Linked DNA regions of Homo sapiens: region 1 is linked to region 2. The links are chromatin contacts, found by Hi-C or POLR2A ChIA-PET in ENCODE. All regions are on one chromosome and are shown on one strand. The core of a region is the stretch at or near the end of the contact, and the rest is flanking DNA. Distances in the headings are between cores, read along the strand shown.

The links. A loop is a pair of places that touch in the nucleus more often than their neighbours do. ChIA-PET counts read pairs that join two places held with the same protein, here RNA polymerase II (POLR2A).
Region 1: a map of ascending aorta shows a loop between it and region 2 (2.1-fold over the local background). The contact joins the enhancer-like site here to the promoter of MLYCD in region 2. A Hi-C loop is called at or near these places in 1 of 168 maps with a recorded cell type or tissue (ascending aorta). POLR2A ChIA-PET finds 5 or more read pairs at or near these places in 2 of 52 experiments (GM12878 and HEK293).

Annotation. Positions count from the first base shown.
Region 1 is chr16:83,712,018-83,715,671 of GRCh38, reverse strand. All of the region lies in intron 10 of CDH13 (cadherin 13), which reads right to left. Among named protein-coding and RNA genes, the nearest start is that of CEDORA, 59 kb to the left of the region's middle. Within about 2 kb of position 1,868, at least 4 of the 41 ENCODE cell types and tissues checked have a DNase peak (open chromatin) inside an H3K27ac peak, as active enhancers do; they include ascending aorta, where a contact is called at or near this core.
Region 2 is chr16:83,897,463-83,900,916 of GRCh38, reverse strand. It overlaps MLYCD (malonyl-CoA decarboxylase), which reads right to left and starts at 1,802. Exons shown (of 5, transcript NM_012213.3): 1 at 1,245-1,802. The coding sequence starts at 1,772. RefSeq lists silencers at 1,133-1,302, 1,603-2,032.

The DNA of each region.
Region 1 (3,654 bases), core at 619-3,118, 190 kb after region 2:
GGGACCCGCCTGCCTGTCAGCGACACACAGCCCTCAAAGACACTGTTTTTGCATTCGTTCTTCAGAGTTAATTTCTATTGCTTGCACTCAACTCTAATGGATAAAAATACCATTTAAGACACAGGATAGTATTGGAAAATGCATTTTACTAACGCTGCTGCTGCTGCCAGGAAGGAGACTTACCAAGACCTGGTACTTACAAGCCCCAGGATCCTGGCTCCCTTACCGCAGCCAGTATAAATACTCGAAAATGCTAAAACAAACAACTGCCTGAGGAAATCCTGGCACCACCTGCCAGGGTAAGGTCAGTGAGGATAAAGTAGATGGATTCTTGCAAGCGAAAAACAGCTGTGAATGAAGCATTATCCAAACCCTGATCAAGTAAATGGGAACGTTAACCTCTGATGGGAAAATAGACTTTGCGTTGGCCATAAGTAACTCTGCACTATGTACGGGAATAGCCCAAGTGATTATTACACAGAGCTTAATATTTATGCCAGCATGAACTCATAGCAATAAAGCTCCATTTCATATCTTTTGTGGAATAAGGTGGGGGTATTTATGAGCAAAGGCATGCATGAACGAATGAAGAAATACTCTAAATGATAGCAATAAAACTCTTACTCTCGAACCTAGCTACTGCTTTATCCAATCCTAGCTGGAAAGTCCTTGCTCAGCAAATAACAAGTACCTGAGCTCGCAAATGATGTAAAGAAACAGATGGGCAGAGGCAACACACTCAAGACTTTTCCTTTCTCTTAAAATCACAAGGGAAATAGATAAAGGTAGTTGGCAAAACCGTTAATTAGGAATTAAAGATAAAGACCCATTCTCATCGAAGATAGATGAGTATCATCAGAACCCTCTCCTTCAAGCAGATTAAGAAGGCATTTCCCATTTCTGTCTTCTATAGAAAAGCTACTAAATGTAAAACAAACACATCCAAAGATGCCAGGATGTCAAACATTTTGCCCATTTAACTCATGAATATTCAACAGTTCCTGAGTCTGTCTTGTGATAGTCATATGTTACAGTCTCTATAGACAATGTTTTGAAACTGTCCCTCCTACTGATAGCTGAGAATCCAAGTCAATAGGTAAAAGTCTTTAGCTTTAGTTACAGAGGTAGAAAGCATCACATGGTTAGTTACTGAATGTTTGCAGAACATTCCTTTGTGGGGCAGAAACAGTTTCCCCCAGGCTTACCAAATGCCCTAATGAAAACACACTTGAGCTCACTGGGGCAGCATAGCTAGGTATGCGGTCACTTCAGAAGTATGCTTCACAGTGTTTTGTTTAATTTTTATGCCAGCTATCTATGACCGAGAGCGTAGATTTCATTTCTATTAAGTATTTCTACCGATAATAAAAATCAATCTTTTAGGGACAGGGATATTAATAGCACTTGGGGCAAGACACTAAAGCAACGTGATCCTCTCTACATTTCTGGAAACTATAGAAGGGGTCTAAAGTGCCATTTACTATCGTGTGATTTGCAGTGGATGGGATTGTTGTGGCTTCTGCGGCATCTATTTTCACTTCTTCCTGTAAGACCACCTGATTTGGCGTAGGGCAGCCCCCCCTCCACTCACTGCCCCAGAGTTTTGGATGGGGCCAGTGGCCAGCGATGGGTATAGGGTGGGCTAGAGATCTACTCTGGACAAGTGAGCATGAGCCCAGGAATTTTGGAGAATACTGGACAGGCATTTCTCTGGGGTGCAGAGCTGGGGAGCTGTAGACCCAGAGCTACTGCTGGCCTTTTGAAACCTGACCAAAGCCTCTTTGAGAGTAATGTTGACAATGAGGAAGGCAGTCAAGAGGGAGAGAGATTCCTGATAGCCCCACCCTGACGGCACATGCAGGGCTGACGTCACTGGCATGGACTGTTTTGATTGGCTGGTGTCTGCTCTTAACTGTTCTAATTTGAATATTTCCCACAAACCCTCAGATCGAGTTCTGGTTAAAACCACATCCACCCTTGGATCTCCCAGTTATGTGAGATACATCAATTCACTTTCCCCACCCCCATTCTGGTTTGAGTTAGGTTTCCTTTTTAACTAAAAGAGTCCCAGCCGATAGATGAACATACCATTTGTGAGAGGTAAAGTTAAAGAAACACGTCTTTTTACCTACAAATTTGAAGAGGAAATTTTTTTTTTTTTTGGTGACGAGAAAAGTTGAGAGATGCAAATATCTACCTACTTGGTTCGTGTTTTCCCCCTTCAAAATCTCCCTCCCTCCCCAACTCTGTATAAAAGAATGCAATGCTCATTACAAACCAGTGTGGCTTTGTCAAAAATAAGTCGGACTCAAAGAACCTCATTGGAAAAATGTGGGGTGGGAGGCCAATGGCAGAAGATGAGGTGAGCTCCCTGGTGGAGTAACCATTTCTGGTGTGTGCTGGATTGGCACACTGTCATCTATCAATGCGTCCATGAAGGACCCCAGCCCGTTAGACGGAGAGAGGGTTGGAAGAATCCTCAGTGAATGAAGTGCAGGCAGCTGCTCCTTTCCCAGGTTGATCTGTTTGCTGCTAGGTGGTAGAGATGGAGGCTCAAACACACAGCTCCCTAGCTACTGGCTTGAACTATAATCCATACATTAGTAAAAGGCCTAAAGTGCTCAGATCATTTTAAACAGGGATATTTGGCCAGAATTATACTAGTATTTGAAAGCAACAGAGCTCTCCACCTTAACATTTCTTTAACGTGGCTCAGAATCGTACTGTTACTTCAAAGTCACTTTGCGGAACATTTTTACTACTTTAATAAAAATCCAGGTGATGTACCAACAAACTTAATAGGGCTGAATTTTTAGAGAAGCAATGCTGTTTTACATACTCCTCTATGCTTTTATTAGTGTGTGACAGCACATGGCAGATATGATGTTGTGTGGCGAGCTAAACAGAGAGTCTAGTCACTTAGAGGAAAACAATGTCTGTAATACTGAAACTCAAGTGGCAATATGGTCTTTTTCCAGAAAAGGATAGATGTGTAGACAAATTGAATAACATAAGTAAAATATAAAATGTTGCCTCACATCTTGCAACCAGGCCTCTTTGCCTTGCTGGCTTGTACAGGTACAGCACCTGTGCTTCTCCAGACCTTGAGGGGTGCTCCTGAAAACATGAAATCAAATGCAGGGCGCAGAGCATGCCCTGATGATTCTTGCCCTGGGATATTTCCTTCTGTAAAGACAATTAAGGCAATATGTGGGAATTTTTATTTTGCTTGCATTTTTTTCTTAGATGCATGCCTCATTCTCCAACCTTCCTGTTGGGCAAAGATCCTGTTTTCAATGCTAAAGCAGGCCTGTCCCAAACCAGGTGTGCCTAGACCTGGAGTTTGGTCTCATGAGATCGCAAGAGCCCCCAGTGCTCTGGCGGCTATTGTAAACCACAGGTTCTCTCCTTTCCATTCAAGGCCCTTTTAAAAGGTGCTGCCAAATTTTAGTGGTGCCTGTTCTGGTCTGAATTGTGTTTCCCCAAATATATATGTGGATGTCCTAATCTCCAGCACCTCACAGTATGATTGTCTTAAACAGGTAAGTTAAAAGGAGATCACTATAGTGGGCCCTAGTCAGATATGACTGGTGTCCTCATGAGAAGAGATTAGGGCACAGACAGACAGAGAGGGAAGACTCTGTGAGGACACAG
Region 2 (3,454 bases), core at 553-3,052:
GTGGGTGATCAGCAAGAGCTTTTCGCTCTGAATTTCAGGACAAGTAACACAACCTCAGCATGTTCTCCTTTACTGTAAAAGGGATACGTGTTATCACCCACGTAAGACTGAAGGAATGTAAACTATTAAACCAGTATTAGAGTTCTTAAATGGGTCAAGTCATAATCATTCAAGTGTTCAATTTTTTTTTAACACCAACTGCACATAACAAACTTCTGAATGTCCAAAACTTCCTGAAACATTTACGTCATTTTTCGTTCATTAAAAGGGCAGGTTAAGCCTGGGCCACATGGTGAAACGCCCTCTCTACAAAAAAAAAAAAAAAAAAAAAAAATTAGCCGGGCATGGTGGCCTGCACCTGTAGTCCCAGCTACTCAGGAGGCTGAGGTGGGAAGATTGCTTGAGCCTGGGGAAGTCGAGGCTGCAGTGAGCCGTGATAACACCACTGTACTCCAGTCTGGGCAACAAAAATAAAAATAAAAAAAGGGCAGGTTAGTTTTTCGCCGTATTTAATACTAACAGTATAAAAGAAGAGTATATGTTGCTCTAGGCCTTCTTTCGGGTCATAATCATTTAAATCTCAAAGTATGTGTCTGCATTTAACATGAATGAACTGTGCTAATGCCTGATTACCTCAAGTCAACTCAGAATCATCACATTAAGTACTGAACGCAGGGAGTTAAATGCCCTCCCAAAAGTCATGGAGCACAGACAAGGCCAGAAGCCATGGAGACTCCTGGGTGGTGGTGGTGACCTTGAGTCCTATTTACCTTTGTGCATTTCACAGGACTTCTCAGGACAATGTCTCACACATAGCGGGTGCCCAGTGAACTTCTGAAACACCATCCAGGGTCTCAGAAGGCTGCCTGATGCTCTAGTTCAGGTATACCATATAGATGAAACACTTCTCAGCTACAATAATTTCAAAAGACTGTAGAGCACACACTAATCAGGTACGAGAGGTGACAGCTACCTTAAAGACCACCAAGTGCTGAGTATTTAGTAAACACTATACAAGTGAGGACTTCAAGGACAGACTGGAGGAAGGCGGGGGTGTGCTCTGACGAGGCCAGGACTCAGACAGCGTGGGAAGGGGACACAGTTGGCAGGCGGTAACTGCGGGCGAAGTGAGCGTGCTATCGGGCAGGGAAGGCGGGGTGTGTGGGACTTGGAGGGGGCAAGTGAGGACTACTCGAGGAGGGCGGCCAGTCCGCGCTGCCGGGGGATCGACGGCGGCCCCTTACCCGGACGTCCGGCCCCTCCACCAGCTTGAGGGCCTGCGCCTCCAGCAGGTCGGCCCGCAGCTGCACCAGGAAGCGCACGCCGCCGTCCAGCTTGCTGATGTGGTGGAAGAGGCCGCGATAGCGCGGCACCAGCGCGTAGCGCAGCCGGTCCTCGGCCTGCAGCAGCACCGCCGCCTCCCGCTGCTGCTGGCGCAGATGGAGCACGCCGGCGCTCTGCTCCGCCACCTGGCCGTGGTCCACGCCGAAGCCCCGCGCCAGGCGGCCCAGCAGTTCGGCCCGCTGGGCCGTCTCGGCCAGCCCACCGTAGAAGCTCACGAAGTCCGCGCACTGACCCTCGGCGGGCGCCGGTGTCTTCTCGCGCAGCTCGTAGGCCGGCGTCGGCGGCACCGCGCGGCGCAGCAGCTCGTCCATGGCCCGCTCCAGGGCGCCGGCCGCCTGCCCGCTCGCCAGCCGGGGCCCGGGCGGCCGCGGGGGCAACCGCAGCGGGAGGAGACGCCTGGCCGTCAAGCCTGGCCCGAAGCCTCGCATGGTGCCCCACAACAGCTGCCGAGGGGGAGCGCCGCCGCCGCTGCCGCGCTTCCGGCTTCCGGCGCGCGCCGGCCCCATTGGCCGAGGCCGCGAGCCCGGCTGGGGACGCGGCCAATAGGAGGGCGGGGCGGTGGGGGCGAGGCGGCGGGGGCGGAGCGGCTCTGGCGGCGGCCGGAGGCCAAGTGTGGCTAAAGGTTACTGCCCCGCGGCTGGGCTGCCTCGGGGCCTGCTCCCGCGCGGCTGGCGGCTTGTACTCCGGTCCTAACACCTGACCGCCTAAAGGCACCGGCCCAGCCCCTCCTCTCTTTCCCGACTGCACTGCACAAGTGCCGCCTCCTCTCTAGATCCGAGCGCCTCCAGCCTCCCGGTGCATCAGAGTCACCTGGGAACTCCTGCACCGGAGGATTCCTGGGCTCCGAAATCAGAATCCTAGAGATTCAGATTCAGTGTGTCTGGGAGGAGCCAAGGAATATGCTTGCTTAAGAGGTGTTTGTGGCAATCCTCTGGCATGGTAGGTAGCCTTTGTTTGACCCCTGCCTAGGCACTCACCATTCGCGTCAGTGTCTTACACACATGACGCTCAGAGCCACAGAGGTTGGAGGGGTGTGTGAGTGTGTGTGGAGAGAGAGAGAATATGTCTATATGTATGGATGTATGTACACATACGCACGCATATACACATACATATGTATGTAAAAGAGACATGGAGACAGAGAGACTGATGGAAAGCCATACCCTTGAGCAAATGCCAGAATGAGACAAAGAGTTTTCTTTGAAATAGTTTTCAGATAATTGCAGTTATCAAGGCATATTTATTTTGTCCTCTAGAAAGATAGGCCTGAACTCTAGTTCCCCCTCCTTCCCCAATCCATTACAATCTGTAGAAGAGAATGTCACATACCAGCCATGTCTCCCACATGCAAAATTGCAGGAGGCATTAGGAACACAGTGGGATTTTGTTCCACTCTGATGGAAATATGGCATCTTTGGTTGGAGGGTGAGGGAGCCATGTACTTGGTTGACTATGTCTAGGTGCTAGGATTTCTATAGGTAGAACCCTTTGGTGCAGGTCTTGCAGTATAAAAGACACCTGGAGGTAGTTCTGTATGAGGACAGCCTTTGCTGGGTGTGTCTCATCTTATGGGGCACGAAGAAAGTACGTTTGGCTCATTCTGCCAAGACACAGACACACAAAACATTCTGAAAGCCTAGTGGTGGCTTTTGAGGACACCTCTCCATTCCTCTTTTCTAAGAAGTGGTGAAACCATATTGCCAGCTGGCTAAGGGAGTTGGTGGGGTCCAAACTCTGGTGTTTGTCTCTTTGCCTTGTCGAGTGAGCTTTTGTCTGTCCTAGGATACTCCTGCCTTGCTTTAGGAATCTTGTCTTGAAAGCTTGACTTTGCTTAAGCATTTGCTAAGTGTAGTACTCCCACAACCCTGTTCTTTCTCATCTTTCCCGGTGCCTTCCTTTTTATGTAATTTCTGGCTTCTGTTTTTTTTTTCTCTGTGTTTATACTTTTTTCTCTAGGCGTCAACAGCCATCCTCTGCTTTTTCCCACTCATGTCCTTATTTCAAAAGACTGCCCCAATCCAAAAATGAAATTAAAGAAACAATTCTATTTACAACAACATCTGAAGGGATAAAAGAAACATGTTTAACCAAGGAAGTGTGAGACTGGTAG